2 separate regions of the Homo sapiens genome follow, and region 1 is linked to region 2. Evidence: read pairs that join two places in POLR2A ChIA-PET (ENCODE). Cell type or tissue: CD4-positive, alpha-beta T cell. All regions are shown on one strand. Each heading gives the region's core, and the rest is flanking DNA. Links, peaks and the distances in the headings are about the cores only. Region 1 has its middle 67 kb from the start of AKIRIN2. Region 2 holds the start of LOC107986541 (a long non-coding RNA gene).

The links. ChIA-PET counts read pairs that join two places held together with the same protein. Peaks named below come from ENCODE experiments on the same cell type or tissue, not always from the same donor. Only the 100,000 strongest peaks of a DNase experiment are listed, where the experiment ranks them.
Region 1: POLR2A ChIA-PET joins it to region 2 with 10 read pairs; 2 of 35 experiments call an interaction of 5 or more read pairs at or near these places.

The regions. Positions count from the first base shown.
Region 1 is chr6:87,764,478-87,773,402 of GRCh38, reverse strand. No RefSeq gene overlaps it. Among named protein-coding and RNA genes, the nearest start is that of AKIRIN2, 67 kb to the right of the region's middle. In CD4-positive, alpha-beta T cell, for the core only: no CTCF peak of the experiment used is centred there; no DNase peak of the experiment used is centred there.
Region 2 is chr6:87,989,114-87,998,038 of GRCh38, reverse strand. LOC107986541 (a long non-coding RNA gene) reads right to left here and starts at 5,235. Exons shown (of 4, transcript XR_001743884.1): 1 at 5,129-5,235; 2 at 2,921-3,093; 3 at 2,311-2,496; 4 at 1-888. In CD4-positive, alpha-beta T cell, for the core only: no CTCF peak of the experiment used is centred there; no DNase peak of the experiment used is centred there.

The DNA of each region.
Region 1 (8,925 bases), core at 1,803-6,802, 220 kb after region 2:
TTACTAAAGTTGTGCACATGCTTATTTGAGGCATTTTTCCCTTACCAGTCAAGTGTTCCTAAAGGAAGGTCATATACCAGCTAAACTTCATCATTTTGCCCCTTAGTGCGCATGCTTGAGCCTACTCGCCCAGCTCCTGAGATCTTATCAGGAAGCTGCTGATCACCAGTTTCAGGTGTTTTGTGTCTATTGGGAGCCAGCCTTTCCCTGGCACTGGCTGCAACCAATTATTATTTTAGACAGACAGTTCAACAACTATCTGACCATCACCTGATGGTTGCCTGACATTCCTGGTGGGGTGGGAGGCCCACTCCTGCCCTGCTCCTGTCTGCCTAGCTACTTGCTCTAAAACTCTTAGCATGCACAGAGCCCTACACATGCACATGACCTTCTAAATTCCCCGGAAATATGCCAGGGCTTTTCAAAATCCCTGTAAACATCTCACTCCTCAGTTTTTCCTTTTAAGCTTTTTGTTTAACCTATTGTTTGCCCCAGCTGTTATCCATTACCTCAGGCAGCCAAATAGCTAAACAATCACGTTTAAATATTTTCAACAAAAACCCATCTCAGGGGGAAAAGGTCTTTTGCAGTGACACTGAATCAGCCCCAAGTTAGGTTAAATACAGACAGTCTTGTAAATAGGTCTTCCAGAGAACCACCAGATGGATCAGATAATGACAATTTTCTTTGAGTGAGGCATTAAAGGCGCTACAACTCTGTTCTGCCTACTCCAATGGCTACCACACTGCTGGTTTTCATTGTGATTGTGAGCTCTTAGTTCTCAGGCTGCCATGAGACTGAAGAGTAGAGGATGGGAATACACCAGGTTAAAATGCCCCAAAGCTCACTTTTCTAATTGAGATTTAGCTGTTTTCTAGTCAGAAACTTCTACTAGGTTCTCTATTATTTACCTGAATAAATGTCCCTGGATAGCTGAAAACCTTTGATTAATTTTCAGAGTTTGAGAAAAATTTATTCTGACAATCTTTTTTAGTTTTCTTGCTGCTTTCACAGAGGAAAGAATTTTCATAGGCCCTTACTTCACCATTTTCTCTGATGTTGCCCTGTTACAGACTTTTGACTTAATAGGTTTTTAAATACAGACTTTTAAAACCATTTTAAAATGCAAAGCTAAGCAATGATTATTTTGTTTTCAGGTGTGACTGCTCTCAGGATAATAACAATAATAATAAAATAATATGTATTGACAGCCAAGTGCCAAGCACCATTCTAGTAATTTTACATGTATTATCTCAGTCCACCTTCAAAATAACTCTATTACATAGATACTTTTTTGTTGTTGTTGTTGTTGAGACAAGGTCTCACTCTGTTGCCCAGGCTGGAATGCAGTGGCACGATCACCACTCACTGCAGCCTTGACCTCCCAAGCTCAACTGATCCTCCCACCTCAGCTCTTGAGTAGCTGGGACTACAGGCACAGCTCACCACACCTGGCCAATTTTTAAATTTTTCGTAGAGACAAGGTTGCACTATATTGCCCAGGCTGGTCTTGAACTCCTGGGCTCAAGTGATCCTCCCACCTCAGCCTCCCAAGGTGCTAGAATTACAGACGTGAGCCACCAAGCCTGACCAACAGATACTACTTTATACCAGTTTACAAATAGTGAAAATGTGGCGTACATAGTTTAAGAAACTTCCTTAAGATCAATAAGAACCGGCCGGACACAATGGCTCATGACTGTAATCCCAGCACTTTGGGAGGCCGAGGCAGGTGGATCACGAGATCAGGAGATCAAGACCATCCTGGCTAACATGGTGAAACCCCGTTTCTACTAAAAATATTTAAAAAAATAATAATTAGTCAGGCGTGGTGGTGGGCACCTGTAGTCCCAGCTACTTGGGAGGCCGAGGCAGGAGAATCCCTTGAACCTGGGAGGCAGAGGTTGCAGTGAGCCAAGATCATGCCACTGCACTCCAGCCTGGGCGATGGAGCAAGACTCCATCTCAAAAAAAGAAAAATCAATAAGAACTAAGTGGTGGAGACAGAATTTGAGCCCAGGCTATCTGGCTCTAGAATCAAGAACTGTGAGGTAACATGAAATTAGGAGTTACCAAAATGAAAAATACCTGTTAATATTTTAAAAACATTAACTCACTACATAGATTTTTATTTTATTGAACTCTAGATTACTTTAAGTGTAAGAGCATTTATGCCAGATGCTTCTTGATTATCATAATGCCAAATAATTGTCATATCTTTAACAAAAGCAAATATATATATAAAATATATATATTAAATATATAACCAAAAATTCTTGAAATTCCAGTTTTATTATAATTTTTGGCCAGGCGCGGTGGTTTATGCCTGTAGTCCCAGCACTTTGGGAGGCCGAGGCAGGTGGATCACCTGAGGTCAGGAGTTCGAGACCAGCCTGACCAACATGGTGAAACCCTGTCTCTACTAAAAATACAAAAATTAGCTGGGCATGTTGGCATGTGCCTGTAGTCCCAGTTACTCAGGAGGTTGAGGCAGGAGAATCGCTTGCACCTGGGAGATGGAGGTTGCAGTGAGCTGCGATTGTGCCAATGCACTCCAGCCTGGGCAACACAGCAAGACTCCAACTAAAAAAAAAAAAAGAGGATTTCCATGTAAGCAATTTTACAAATCAAAAACAAAATCCTTTACCAGGCAATAATTTCTGCCTTTTGTTTGAGCAAATATGATCACTATACCTTTAAGATCTCTTCTGGTGCTGAAATCTTTTTGAGACATTTGTTTAATTTGTTCACTTTCTTTTTCTAATTATTTTTAAATAGAGACAGCGTCTTGCTATATTACCCATACTGATCTCGAACTCCTGGCCTCAAGCGATCATCCCACCTCAGCCTCCCAAAGTGCTGGGATTACATGCCACCCTGCCCAGCCCACTTTGAATTCAACAAAAATGTCTCTGCATGTTTACTTTGTGCCAGACACTGAGGATGCGATGGTGAACAAGGCAGGTTCTGCCACCATGAAGCTCAGAGTGTAGTGGAGAAGATAGTCATGAAGAAGCAATAGGTGTGATTACTATCATGAAAGAGGAACCACAGAGAATTATGGGATCATACGACAAGAGACCAGAGCTACCCTGAAAGACTGAAAAAGGCGTCTTTGAGATGTGGTATTAAAATGAGACCTAAAGCGCAGGGCAAAGTGATGGGAAGTCCAGGTAGTGAAGGCTAGAGATGCAGAAAGCTGTGGTTTGTTCAAGAACTGAGAGCAGCTTAGGGTGGCCAGAAAACAAAAACTGACAGGGAAAGGCAGAAAGGAGACAAAAGGATACAGCTGGAGGATCCTGTTTGTTAAAAAGCATTTGTTTAGACTGCTAAAAGTCCCCAAAGAACAACGCACCATATTTATCATATAGGTAAATACTCTTTGAGCACATCATTAAGAGGTCACCCAATGGCAGCACATGCGTCTGCTTTCTGGCTGGCAGTTTCTAATGAATTGCTTGCATTCCTCAGTAAAGCTAAAATCTATCTAAAGGGAGGCTGGGCACGGTGGCTCACTCCTGTAATCCCAGCACTTTGGGAGGCTGAGGCAGGCAGATCACGAGGTCAAGAGCTCGAGATGATCCTGACCAACATGGTGAAACCCCGTCTATACTAAAAGTACAAAAATTAGCTGGGCATGGTGTCGCAAGCCTGTAGTCCCAGCTACTCGGGAGACTGAGGCAGAAGAATTGCTTGAACCCAGGACGCAGAGGTTGCGGTGAGCTGAGATCATGCCATTGCACTCCAGCCTAGGCAACAAGAGCAAAACTCTGTCTCAAAAAAAAAACTTGAAAGAGGGAAAGAGAGACGAGAAGAAACCATGCCTGGGGGCAACAATACAACTGAAGTTATTCCAAAGTTCTGTGTAACCAGATTGTCTTCCCTGGTCAGGTATTTTATAACAAACACGTTATCTATCATTTTCATGACAACCCTTTGAAGTATTACATGTCCCTCTTTAATATGAGAAAATCAGGCCAGGAGTGGTGCCTCACGCCTATAATTCTAGCACTTTGGGAGGACAAGGCGGGCAGATCACTTGAGGCCGGTAGTTCACAACCAGCCTGGCCAACATGGCAAAGCCTCTTCTTTACTAAAAATACAAAAATTAGCTGGGCATGGTAGCAAACACCTGTAATCTCAGCTACTCGGGAGGCTGAGGCATGTGAATTGCTTGAACCCGGAAGCCAGAGGTTGCAGTGAGCCAAGATCACGCCATGCACTCCAACCTGGGCAAGAGAGCAAGACCCTGTCTCAGAATAATAACAATAATAAGAGAAAAATCAAAGCTCAGGAAACTATAAATGGCTTCATTCATTTAACTTGATCTTACCGATAAGTGCCTACTATGTGGTGGTTCATCAGTGAACCTGAATCCATGGCACTTGCATTCTAGCAAGAGTTTGTTCGAGTTCAAAAAGCTAATAAACTGAAACCAAGATTTTCTAACTAGAAAGACTAGCTTTTCTCCATCTATTGTACCACACTGAACAAGAAAGTGTTATTTTTTTTTAATAATTAGCCAGTCACGGTGGCTCACTCTTGTAATCCCAGCACTTTGGGAGGCTGAGGCAGGCAGATCACCTGAGGTCAGAAGTTCGAGACCAGCCTGACCAACATGGAGAAACCTTGTCTCTACTAAAAATACAAAATTAGCTGGGTGTGGTGGTGCATGCCTCTAATCCCAGCTACTTAGTTGGCTGAGGCAGAAGAATTGCTTGAACCCGGGAGGTGGAGGTTGCAGTGAGCTGAGATCGTGCCACTGCACTCCAGCCTGGGTGACAGAGCAAGACTCCATCTCAAAAAAAAAAAAAAAAAAAATATATATATATATATATATATATATATATAGAGAGAGAGAGAGAGAGAGAGAGAGAGAGAGAGAGCCCCTGAATGGTTCACTAACAATGAATTACATTCTAAGCTTGGTTGGACTAAGTTCTCTATTATTTACTGGTAATTACAACATATACCTTGATTTCTCACTCTAGTTAGCACTATAGGAAAGACATCCAGTAAGAGGCTAGTTTACCCCCTTTGTTAAGTCGTTAGAACCATTCAGATCCTTTGAGTCTGAGATAAATCGATACTACATCCCAGCTGTGAATTGCTGCTGCTTACTTCTTGGCTTCATCTCTCCTTCTCCTTCTTTGGTCTCTTGTCTTTATTTCTACATGGAGCCTTCAGAAAGGAGACATCCAAACCCAGGTCCTGTCTGTATTGTAGCAACATTAAAGATTCCTTGGGGCCCTGCTCTCCACTCATACATGTTTGCCTTGGTGTCCTATTTCCAGATCTTTGACTGCAGTCTCAAGAGGACAAGACAAAGATATTTATTCTTCCCAGTCTTCTTTTTCTTTTTGAGATGGTGTCTCACTCTGTCACCCAGGGTGGAGTGCAGTAGTGTGATCTTGGCTCACTGCAACCTCCACCTCCTGCGTTCAAGCAATTCTCCTGCCTCAGCCTCCCAAGTAGCTGGGATTACAGGCGCGCACCACCACGCCCAGCTAATTTTTGTATTTTTAATACAGACGGGGTTTCACCATGTTGGTCAGGCTGGTCTCGAACTCCCGACCTCGTGATCCGCCTGCCTTGGCCTCTCCAAGTGCTGGGATTATAGGCATAAGCCACCGTGCCCGGCCATCTTTCACAGTCTTTTAGAATTCTTCTTGCTCCCCGCTGCTGCCATCCCAACGCTCTGAATTAGGGAAGTGTGAAATGTTGTCACATATCACACATCCTGAGATCAGAGACTCCCATAGAACTTCTCTTCCGGAAGGTTTTACTTTTGAAGACACAGACCCTTTGAATGAAGGGGGAAGACATTGGGAAGAGAATGATAAGATAGGATTGCCCTCCAGCTTCTCCTTTAGAAATGTTTTCCTAGATTTTAGCTAGGGTGGGGAAAAGTGGCTGGAAGGGGGAACAAAAGGTATTTCCATTTTTGTTGCTTTGTCCTAGTCTCAAAAATATAGGCTCAACACATACAGCCTCAACATCAGATTCCATCCATGAGACTTCCCTGTCCATATTTAATGAGTTAGCATTCTTTATAAGTCTCTTTTATATATTCTCTTTGAAACTCTTTAAAGTCTGGCTGGGCGCAGTGGCTCATGCCTGTAATACCAGCACTTTGGGAGGCAGAGGCGGGCAGATCACTTGAGGTTAGAAGTTCGAGACCAGCCTGGCCAATTTGATGAATCCCTGTCTCTACTAAAAATACAAAAATTAGGCCAGGCACAGTGGCTCACGCCTGTAATCCCAGAACTTTGGGAGGCCGAGGTGGGAGGATCAGGAGGTCAAGAGATCAAGACCATCCTAGCCAACATGGTGAAACCCCATCTCTACTAAAAATACAAAAATTAGCCGGGCGTGGTGGTGGGTGCCTTTAATCACAGCTACTCAGAAGGCTGAGGCAGGAGAATCACTTGAACCCGGGAGGTGGAGGTTGCAGTGAGCCGAGATTGCACCACTGTATTGCAGCCTGGCAACAGAGTGAGACACCGTCTCGCAAAAAAAAAAAAAAAAAAAAAAAAAAATTAGCTGGGCGTGGTGGTGCACACGTATAGTCCCAGCTACTTGGGAGTCTGGGGCAGGAGAATCGCTCGAACCGGGGAGGCGGAGGTTGTAGTGAGCCGAGATAGTGCCATTGCACTCCAGCCTGGGTGACAAGAGCGAAACTCCATCTCAAAAAAAATTTAATTTAATTAAAAAAAATAAAGTTTAAGACCATCTATATATTTGTATTATTATGTTTTTATTATCCAAATCTGGAAATAAATACCTGTAAACTACTTTGCCAGAAAGTATTTTTCTAAGGAGATGCTCGTCTCAAAACACGAATGGATTCATACAACATCCAGCAACCCTGATGGGGCCCAGCCTCTGCTCTTTGCTGTTTGTATGTCATGATTTCAGCTCACATAACATCCTCACTGTCCCTTCATGACCCTCTCACCAAGGAGACCCATATCTAGTAAAATCAATCCAGCCTGCAGTCTTAAATAAACAAATATAACTGGAGAAGACAAGAGATTAATGACTGCAACCAAGAGAACATGAGCTTCAAAATTGTGAGGCACACAACATCAGATTTCACTGCTCATAATCTAATGCACCAACTTGCTGGGATCATCAAGAAAAAATATATAATTTGCTTTCTTTCTTTGTAAATGTTAAAAATAATTCAGCATTTTCGTTGAAACTTTGGCATCAAAACAAATTGTACAGTTGTAGCTCTACATTCCACATAATTATGAAGAGTTGTTTCACTTTCAGAGGTTAGAGTATATTGTCAAGTCTTGTATTCTACCTTGAAAATATTGTATAACCCAGATGAACTGTCACTTTTCCAGCTTTACTGCCACTGGTCCTTCTGGACATGGTCTTATCTTGCTGGGACTTCTCTAGGAGCCTCTTAATCAATCTTCCTATGTTCACCTCTCCAATCCTCTCTCCGTGCAGCAGCCCAGGCTAAAACATAAATTCTTTATATCATTTCCCTATTTAATGGCTCTCTAATGGCTTCTTTTGGAATAAAGATAAAACTTAGAATTATTATTTATTTATTTATTTATTTATTTATTTATTTATTTATTTTGTGACAGAGTCTCATTCTGTTGCCCAGGCTGGAGTGTAGTGGCAAAATCTCAGCTCACTGCAACCTCTGCCTCCTAAGTTCAAGCAATTCTCCTGCCTCAGCCTCCTGAGTAGCTGGGACAACTGGCGCCCACCACCATGCCCAGCTAATTTTTGTATTTTTAGTAGAGATGGAGTTTCACCATGTTGGCCAGGCTGGTCTAGAACTCCTGACTTCAAGTGGTCTGCCCGCCTTGGCCTCCCAAAGTGCTGGAATTACAGGCGTGAGCCACCTCAACCTCAACCTCAACACTCAGCCTCAACCTGGAATACTCTTTCCCTATGCTTTGCCTGTCATTAACCCCTGCTCACCCATCAGACCTCAGCTTAGATATGAATTCTTCAGAGAGGCCTCCCCACTCAACCCAATCTAAATTATATCCTTCTATCATCTCTCTCATAGCACTCACTTTCCAAATTTAAACCTTAAATTGTATGTTTAATTGTTCCATCTTTGTCTCCCCCACTATAATAAATCTATGTCCATGTACACAGAGATATTGATGTCTTGGGACCCACTGTTTCTGGTGCCCAACAGTAGCTAGCACAATGGTATGTGCTCAACAGATAATTAGTCAAATAAACAGATGAATATTTGTGGGAGGAAGGACACAAATATTCATCTATTTATTTGATCAATTATCTAGCCCTCAAATGTCACAGCCCCCAAAACATCCCTCAGCCTCCCTGCAGAAGCCCTCCAATGGGCAACCATAAAACTTTCAATCTAATGTAGCTTTTCCTAGACATATTGCACTTTACACTGAGGCTTTTTTGGAGATAGGGCATTTTATCCATATCTTCCCTGCTCCCAGTGAATTAATTCTATAAACACCCTTAACTGACTCTGCCTCCAACAGTCCTGCTCCCTACCTCCCCTCTTTCCACCTGGTCAATTCACTCTGATGTCAGAGGAATGAAAGTTTATTTAAAACTCTGCCCCCTTAATTTGATCATTTAAGGCCTTTCGTTTTCTTCTATTTCTTGTTTGTTTGTTTGTTTGTTTGTTTCGCGATGACATCGTGCTCTTGTTGCCAAGGCTGGAGTGCAGTGGCGCGATCTCAGCTCACTGCAACCTCCACCTCCAGGGTTCAAGTGATTCTCCTGCCTCAGCCTCCCAAGTAGCTGGGATTACAGGTGCGCACCACCACGCCCAGTTAATTTTTGTATTTTTAGTACAGACGGGGTTTCACCATGTTGGTCAGGCTAGTCTCAAACTCCTGACCTCGTGATCCACCCGCCTCGGCCTCCCAAAGTGCTGGGATTACAGACATGAGCCACCTCGCC
Region 2 (8,925 bases), core at 2,625-7,624:
TGGATGTAACAAACCGCACATCTCATGCACCTAGAAGGTCACGATAAGTGAACAGAATGTAGAGGAGGGGTCAGCCCATAAAAGGGAAGAAAGTTTCATTATCGGGAAATCGAAACTTAAGCAGGGAGGGGGGTGGGGTATAACCTTATAAGGGGGATCATGAAACTTAGGCGACATCCGGGAAGATTGTAACCCCACAGTACTCAACCAATGAGGACCTAAGGGAGGGACTTGCATGCTAGGAGATAAATTACCTTCTGTAACTGCCCCGGATGAACCTACCTACCAAACACCCTATCTTGCAAGACCACCATTAAAAGACTTGCTTTCACTGTTCTTCGTGTCTCTGAGTCCATTCTTTGGGTTTGGACAGGTGAATGTGTGTTTTTCACAATGAAGAAACGGAATTTACTTACAGTACAAATTATTCTCCATCTCATTCAGACCACAAAGTTCTATTTGAGGCCCGGATAATTAGTTTGATTTAGCTATCTGCAGTAACAATTTGAAGTCTCCAATTCGTTCTGGATTTTGTAGACATAGCTCTCATTACACAGCTGGTAACATTACTTGACGAAATAGAAAATATTACTTATCAGTTCTTTTACTTTAATCTCATCTTCTGTCTACAAGCTATGTGAAGCCCTAGGCTTCCTTTAAATTAGAAAACCCTCCAAATTCATGCTGTATGGACAATGACTGATACCTCCATTCACTTTCTAACTCCATGGAAAGTGGTTCAGGAGCCAGTCTTGAGAAACAGGGTAGTTCAGGGAACAGAGTGCTGAAGGCAGCATCTGGAGATTTGGGTTCTTCCCATGACACTGACCCAATTTTGCATTGAGGCTTTGGGCAAAACTCAATCTCTCCGGACCTGGCTTTCCGTATCTGCAAAACAAGGAGTTGAACTAAATAATTTTTCAGTTCAAACATCCTGACTCAGAAGAGGGCTAGAAAGAGCTTGTCAGGGAGCCATTTCTCTAGGGGACTGCAGAGGAAAGGGAGCATTCAGCCCCTCAAGAGGCACCACTCAGGACACTGAATGCCAGGCTCTGCCTTTGCGGATATGGACTCCATTTCCATTTGAACGGTGTTATTTTATCTTAATCTGTTACTCTGCAGTGGCACTGAAACTTAATATAATTAAAAGAAGGGGGTGGACATATTGAATGGGTGGCAAGGCGTGGCTGCCTGAGCCCCAGGAACTGTGAATTCTAATCTTGGCTCTGCTGCTGTCTCAGGACACATCATGTACCGTTTCTAAAACCTAGACAGCTTCTGGACAACATCGTTAGCCTATCTCACAGGACTGTTGTGGGAAATAATTTGCAAAAATAGCAGTGTAAAACAGTTTGCAAAATTAAGTGCTAAACTGAAACTTGGGCAACATGCTGAGTATTCCTATTCTGTCCAGCTAACTAATAAATATAAATTTGCTACTAGTTGAAAAGTCCTTAAGAATATAACTACTTAATCAATACAACACCAGCAGCCTGACAAATTAGCATGAAGCCACAAGCCTGAGACCTGCAAGAAATTAAATTGGTGCTTAACAGAAATTGGACTGTGAGCAAGATAATTTATGGAAATTTAAATTTCAACCCACAAAACCTGAACCACATTATACACTTTTAGGTCTAGATGCACGTAATGGCTAGGTCCACATTGCTGTTACACATATTACAAGCAAATGTGAGAAGACAAACAAAAATGTTTTGGGGAACCCAGAAATTTTTTAAATCTATCTGCAAAATTGACACACAAAATATGCTTTTATAATGAATTTTAAAAGATACTTTACAAATTTTTTAAAGTGGCTATTATTGCTCTAAGTAAATTTGTCTTTTAAAATTGTTTCATTTAAACTAGGGAATTTAAGAATTAAGAACTGGAGAGAAAGAGAAAGAAAGAAGTTTATTTTGATGCTCATTTCTCTTTCCTCTAAGTCCTATACAAGCAATTGAACAAGAGACTTGCAAAACTGAGGTTGACAAAGGGGTGTGTGTGTGTGTGTGTGTGTGTGTGTACATGTATGTACACACACAGAAGTCAGGAAAACAGCTGGAATGGTTGAGTTGTGCTAGACCTCTCCTGAGCATTGTGGTTGGTCATTCCTCTGATGGGTCTGTTTTTCTGTTTACCTTTTCTTGGTCATAAAAGCTAGCCATATCTTTAGGGCAGCCTCCTTAAAGGAAGTGCTTCGATTCTGGCATAATGAAAGGTCTGAATAAATGAATGCCAAGAGTTTTTGTCACCTCTGTGTTCCTGGGGACTCCCCGTCTGCCAGCCTAACACGTCTTGCAAACTTACCAACAGTCTGTCCCCCGAGGGCCAGCAGAAGGTTTCCTTGATTGCCCTGTGTTCTTTTGCTGGATGCAAAGGTTTAATCATGGTCAGATTCCCTTGCCTCATTTCCATGGAGTTAAACTAAATGACAATCTGGCACTCCATCTTGTCTCGCAGTCAGCAGGAAATGGCAGCTCCACGGAGACTGATCTGAAGGGAAAATAAACTTTTTTTGCTAGAAGCAGCCAACCCAGACATTTCTTATTCCACAGGTAGTCGATAAAGTATTAATGACTGCAGAGATTTGAAAGGCCCCAGACAAAGAGGCTATTCTAGGCTTTCCCTTTCTGGTTTGCCCTTTAGATCACTTTGTATCTATAGGCAAATGTAACTCAAGAAACAAACTCCAGAATGAGTTATCCCAAATGACACAAAGAGAGTAGACTTCCTGTTTCCCATTATTTCACTGTAGGGAGCTGAAAAACAGCAATTCTTTGCAACTTGCAAGGCTATGACAAAAGAAAAGAAAACTCATGGCAAGAGGAGAATGAGAAAGAGAGAAAGGAGAATTAAACTTCCCTGATTATCAAGTGGAAATAAGTCAAACAATGATACACATGCCAGGTATACTCACAAAGCTCTCTGTGGAAATCTTCATTCCTTTATGGCTGTTAAGCAGGATCATTTTAACAGCTGTTTCTTTGACATTACTTATTGGCATCTAAAAATATGCCAGAAGCTGTAATGCAGGCCAGAGATGAAACTTCCATTTTTCCCAAGTGTTTCTTTTCCCTTCTCTTTTGAAACCTAGTAACCAACAAATGACACATTAATTCCTTGAGCAATGAAATTAAACAAAGTAGGATTAATGTCCACTTCACTAAAATGAATCAAATGAAATAAATATGTGATTGAAACTTGTCAGAATTAGAGAAAATAACCTGCTTATATGCAATTTTTGAAATGAGCACCTCAGGCACATTTAGTGAATTTTGCTGGAAGAATGTGAAAAACAAATAGTTCTCCATGGAATTTCTGTTAGATGGTCTCTAAAACAGCACCCTGATCAAACCGTCCCTCTCCCATTAAAAAAAAAAAAATGTCAAAGCCAAAGGAAGAATTCCGAAAAGTTAGGAAATTGAATGTTTATTTTTGCTATTGTTTTCATACTAAATAGGAACATGAAAGAAATCTTTCACTCCGCAGCTGCATCTAATTTAAAATGAAGCTCCCCAAAGAGGAGTGAAGAGGATGTGATGAGGAGCAGTTAAACATGGATGCTAATATTTTGTGAGGCATCTGGTACTGTTCCACCACCTAGAATTCTAAGAATCAAATTAGTAGATTCAATTCTGCCAAAGTTATCAAATTATTTGTCCAAAGGATTGTGCAAAGCAGGCCCCTCCCTACCAACATCTGCTCTACCCATCCAGTGAGGACCAAAGACGACCATCTATTTGATTTGTGGAGACGGTACGTTTCACCCGTTGCTGGTCTGGCTGAACACTGCACCTTTCATCATCAAAGTCCTCAGTTATTGCATGAATCTGCAGAGAACAGTAATAAACTACTTCATCTTTAGGTCCATATAGAGATAATTCAAAGATTTGATTTGAATTGTAAGATACTTACATAGTTCACAAATATGTTAAAAATGTTTTAGCACCTGTGTCACCATTTTAAGTGAACAACCAAGAACCTCACCAGCAAATAAATGAATGTAGTACTTTTTTGGGGCGTCGAGAGAACACAAAAGGAAAAGTAGTAAGGGTTTTCTTACTACTTGTTACATTCAGAGCCTTTTAATTTGTTTGAGAAATATTATTTAATACTAGAAAACGTGGTAATCCTATCAAGTCTGACTGTCCATCCTTGATGCATGTTGGAATCAGATGACAGACAATGGGCAAAATCTGTTAGGCTAAAAAGCTGAAATGAAAAGTTGCCAGGGATTTTACTTGCCAATGTCTCGCAAGAGGTAAAGAATGAATGACTATTTATCAGTCTGGGATGTGTGCAATTTGGCTTTTGCACATAGGAATTTCTCTTCCCTCCTACCAAAATGAAAACTGGAGTTTGAGGGTACATTAACCATACTGGATTCAAAGACAACTGACTGGAACCTGACCAGCAAGGATGTGGCTGTGTAGCTCAAATTTATGACGGTGCATCTGCTGTGAGTGGTGTCTTGAATGGAGGCCAGGCCCTCTTCCGTCAGCCGCATCCATATGCTACGCATGTGTTCACTGTACGCACACTTTTTAAATTTAGCTCTTGTGGGTACATGTTCTACACTTTCCCCCTGTACATGATTTTTTTAAAAATATGCTTTAGAAAATATACACAATCTTTTCAAAGTCTTTGCTGACTCACTGGGGGTTCTTTTGAATGTTTTCCTTTTGAAAGCCTTCAATTTAGGTAGTCAAAAGTGTGTGACAAAAGCCACCCTTAGTCTACTAAGATTAAAATCTACTGCTCATTTTAAAATAGCTGTTTTGTGATGGCCTGTCAAAAAAACTTCTTTTTTTCTATCCAGAAGCAGACTACAGCTCTTTTTGATAGACTACAACATGGTGAGAAAAGATAGGAAAACAATCATCCTGACCAGTTTGGGCCAGTTTATGTGTTAGTCTTCCAAACATCTTGCATTTTACAGTTTAGTGACAGGACAACACAGGTTTCAGTACTACAACTGTCAGTATGACTGCCTCCGAAGTGTCTCCCTTAGGAAGATGGAGATTCAGACATTTCCGATGTAAAAATTCAAACAACTATGTTGTCCATTAGATTAATTTCCATAGCTGCTTTTTCTAATGTCTGAGTTGTGAATCAAAGTTATTACCTGGGTCAGGCACTCCTGGAACAAGATTGTGAAATTGGTTGGCTGCAACTTTCCTGGAGGCTTGTGTTTTCATCTGACTTTTCGTGATTATATTTTATCATCTTCTTTGCACCTTAGAAAACAAAAAGGCATTATTATTGTGGGTGTTTATAAATATGTTCCTCATTAGCACTTTTTTTTTTTAAGATGGAGCCTCCCTCTGTCGCCCAGGCTGGAGTGCAGTGGCGCGATCTTGACTCACTGCAACCTTCACCTCCCGGGTTCATGCGATTCTCCTGCCACAGCCTCCTGAGTAGCTGGGATTACAAGTGCCTGCCACCACTCCTGTCTAATTTTTATTTTTTATTTTATTATTATTATTTTTAGTAGAGACAGGGTTCCACTATATTGGCCAGGATGGTCTCGAATTCCTGTCCTCAAGTGATCTGCCCACCTCGGCCTCACAAAGTGCTGGGATTACAGGTGTGAGCCACCGCGCCCAGCCCCTATTTAGCATTTAAATGCATACTTTCAAAATGTTCAATTTGTACTTCTTTTGATCCTGAAATCACGGTTCTATTTTTCTTTTTCTATAGACAGATAAGATAGCCAACTATGCTTTCATTTTATTATAATTCCTGGAAGGCCAGGACAATGCTTTTTTTCATTTTGATTTTTTTCTTTCTTCTCTTTTATCTTACTCTCTTCATGACATCTACAGTCTTATGCACACAGAAAGCATTCTTTTTTTTTTTTTTTTTTGTGAGACAGAGTCTCATTCTGTCCACCAGGCTGGAGTACAGTGGTGTGATCTCAGCTCACTGCAACCTCTGCCCCCTGGGTTGAAGCAATTCTCCTGCTTCAGCCTCCCAAGTACCTGAGATTATAGGCACCTGCCACCGCACCCAGCTAATTTTTGTATTTTTAGTGGAGACAGGGTTTCACCATCTTGGTCAGGCTGGTCTTGAACTCCTGACCTGGTGATCCACCCGCCTCGGCCTCCCAAAGTGCCGGGATTTCAGGCATGACACACAGTGCCTGGCTAGAAACCATTCTTAATTGGCTGTGTTTCCCTCTTCTCTTATTACCAAGCCTAAGATTTGGGAAACAATAGCTTCCGAAGTAGTTTTCATCTAATCTCTTAAATCATTAGAAAAATGCACCCAATAATACAACGTGAAATACAAGATTTACATTTTTAATATATATTTGGATACTTATCTCCTCTGAAACACCCTTTAAAAGACAAACTACATCAAACTTTTCGAAGTAATTCTTAGCATTATTGGAAATGTTCACACTTTTGGAATGGTTGACAGGAAAATAATTGGATGACAGTCACATAATTGATTAATTCAGTAAATTCAGCCTGTAAAATAAACCAATTTGGGATATCATATGAAACAAAACATCTAAATATTTCACATTCAGCCAATTAGCTTACCATCAAATAGCCAGCTGTGAATTAAAGGAGAAAATAAATTATCCCTGAGAAATGGCTTTGTACGGTGTATTTCCACCTGCCTTCCTTGAGGAAGGGTAACCCTCTAATTCAATCTAGCTGATAGCTCTAGGTCACTGCAGTTGATCAAATGATAAAGAAAAAAAACCATTAAGGGATTTTACCCAAGGCTGGGAATAATTTAGAACTAACACTCTGAGACTAGAGTTTAACACAACACTCGCTTCATGAATCTTTCTTAAGGCTACTATATGATTTCCATCATTTTCAAAGAAGCATTCAGGGTTCCATGAAACATCACACGCCTGAGAATTTGTGAGTTCCTGTAGGGTCTAGTGACTCCTCTCACATTCTTCCTACTTCATACACAAATTCATGGTGCTCACATAAAAAGCCCTGGCCCTCCTCTGGTCTTGAAAGCAGCCGTCCTGCTGTGTATTCTCTTTTGGTAGAGGATTGGACACAGTTACACTTCACTTGAAAATCTTACTCAGCTAGAAGGCAGTCATTCAATTTCTTCAAACACCCTCTAACATGTGGTCTCATCTCACATCTGGTTCAAAGTTAAATTTCTTTCTCCTGCTAAAGGAAGAATATTATCACTTCGTGCAAGCCTTGTCCCTGTAATGGCTCCATCTCCAGCCTCATCCAGTCACTGAATCCTGACTCCTCTCACTCCTAAATTTCTCTCATCCACCCTCTTCTCTCCTCCAGGCCTTCTGCTGTGGTCTGATTTCAGACCTTCCTCACCCCAGATTACCACAATACCCCCCTCCAGCCTACTTCTCTACTTCATCCTCCACACTGCTGCCAAAAGGATATTTTTAACTTTCAATTTTGAAATAATTTTAGACTTACAGAGAAGTTGCAGAATCAGTACAGAGTTCCCATAAACCATTCATCAAGCTTTTCCTAATGTTAATAGGAAATGTTTATAATCTCTTATATGACTATAATACAATCACTGATTTTTAAAAATGAATATTTTTCATTGAAAATTCATAATTTTATACATTTGTGAGGCACAATGTGATGTTTTCATATATGTATACCAACTGGAATAACTAAATCCAGCTAATTAACATATCTATCACCTCACTTATCATTTTTTGTGGTGAGTCATTTTTTAATTTACTCTTAGTTACTTTGAAATATACAATACATTATTATTGATTCTAGTCTCCCTGCTGTGCAATAGATCTCAAAACTTATTCCTACTAACTGAAACTTTGTACCCTTTGACTAACAACTTCCCATTTTCTCCCCCATCCCTGCAGCCTTTGGTGACCTTCGTTCTACGCTATGTCCAGGAGTTAGACTTTTTTAAGTTTCCACATATAAGTAAGATCATTTGTCTTTCTGTGCCTGGCTTATTTCACTTCGCATAATGTCCTCCAAGTTCATCCATATTGTCACAAGAGAATTTCCTTTACGAAAGGCTGAATAATGTCTCATTGTGTATTCATACCACATTTTCTTCATCTGTGGATCCATTCATGGGTACTTAGGTTGATTCCACATCTTGGCTATTGTAAATAATGCCGCAATTAACATGGGAGTGCAGATATCCCTTCAACATATTGATTTCATTTCCTTTGGATATACACTCAAATATGAGATTGCTGGATCATATAGTTCTATTTTTGGTTTTTGTAAGGAACCTCCATACTGTTTTCCATAATAGCTGTACTATTACATACCCAACAACAATGTATAAGGGTTCCCTTTGCTCTGCAGACCCACCAATACTTGTTATCTTTCATCTTTTTGATAACAGCCATTCTAACATGTGTAAGGCGATATCTCATTGTGATTTTAATGTGCATTTCCCTGAGATTAGTGATACTGAGCATTTTTTCATGTACCTATTTGTATGTCTTCTTTTGAGAAATGTCTGTTCAGGTCCTTTACCCACTTTTTTTTCCCTTTGAAAAAAAATTAACTTTTAAGTTCAGGTGTACATGTGCAGGTTTGTTACATTGGTAAACTTGTGTCATGAGGGTTTGTTATACAGATTATTTTATCACCCAGGTATTAAGCCTAGGACCCATTAGTTATTTTTCATGATCCTCGTCCCTCCAAGCCTCCACCCTCTGATAGGCCCCAGTGTGTGTTGTTCCCCTCTATGTGTCCATGTGTTCTCATCATTTAGCTCCTACTTACAAATGAGAACATGCGGTATTTGGTTTTCTGTTCCTGAATTAATTTGCTAAGGATAGTGGTCTCCAGCTTCATCCACGTCCCTGCAAAGGACATGATCTCATTTTTTCATATGGATGCCTAGTATTCCATGGTATATATGTACCACATTTTCTTTATCCAGTCTGCCATTGATGGGCATTTAGGTTGATTCCAT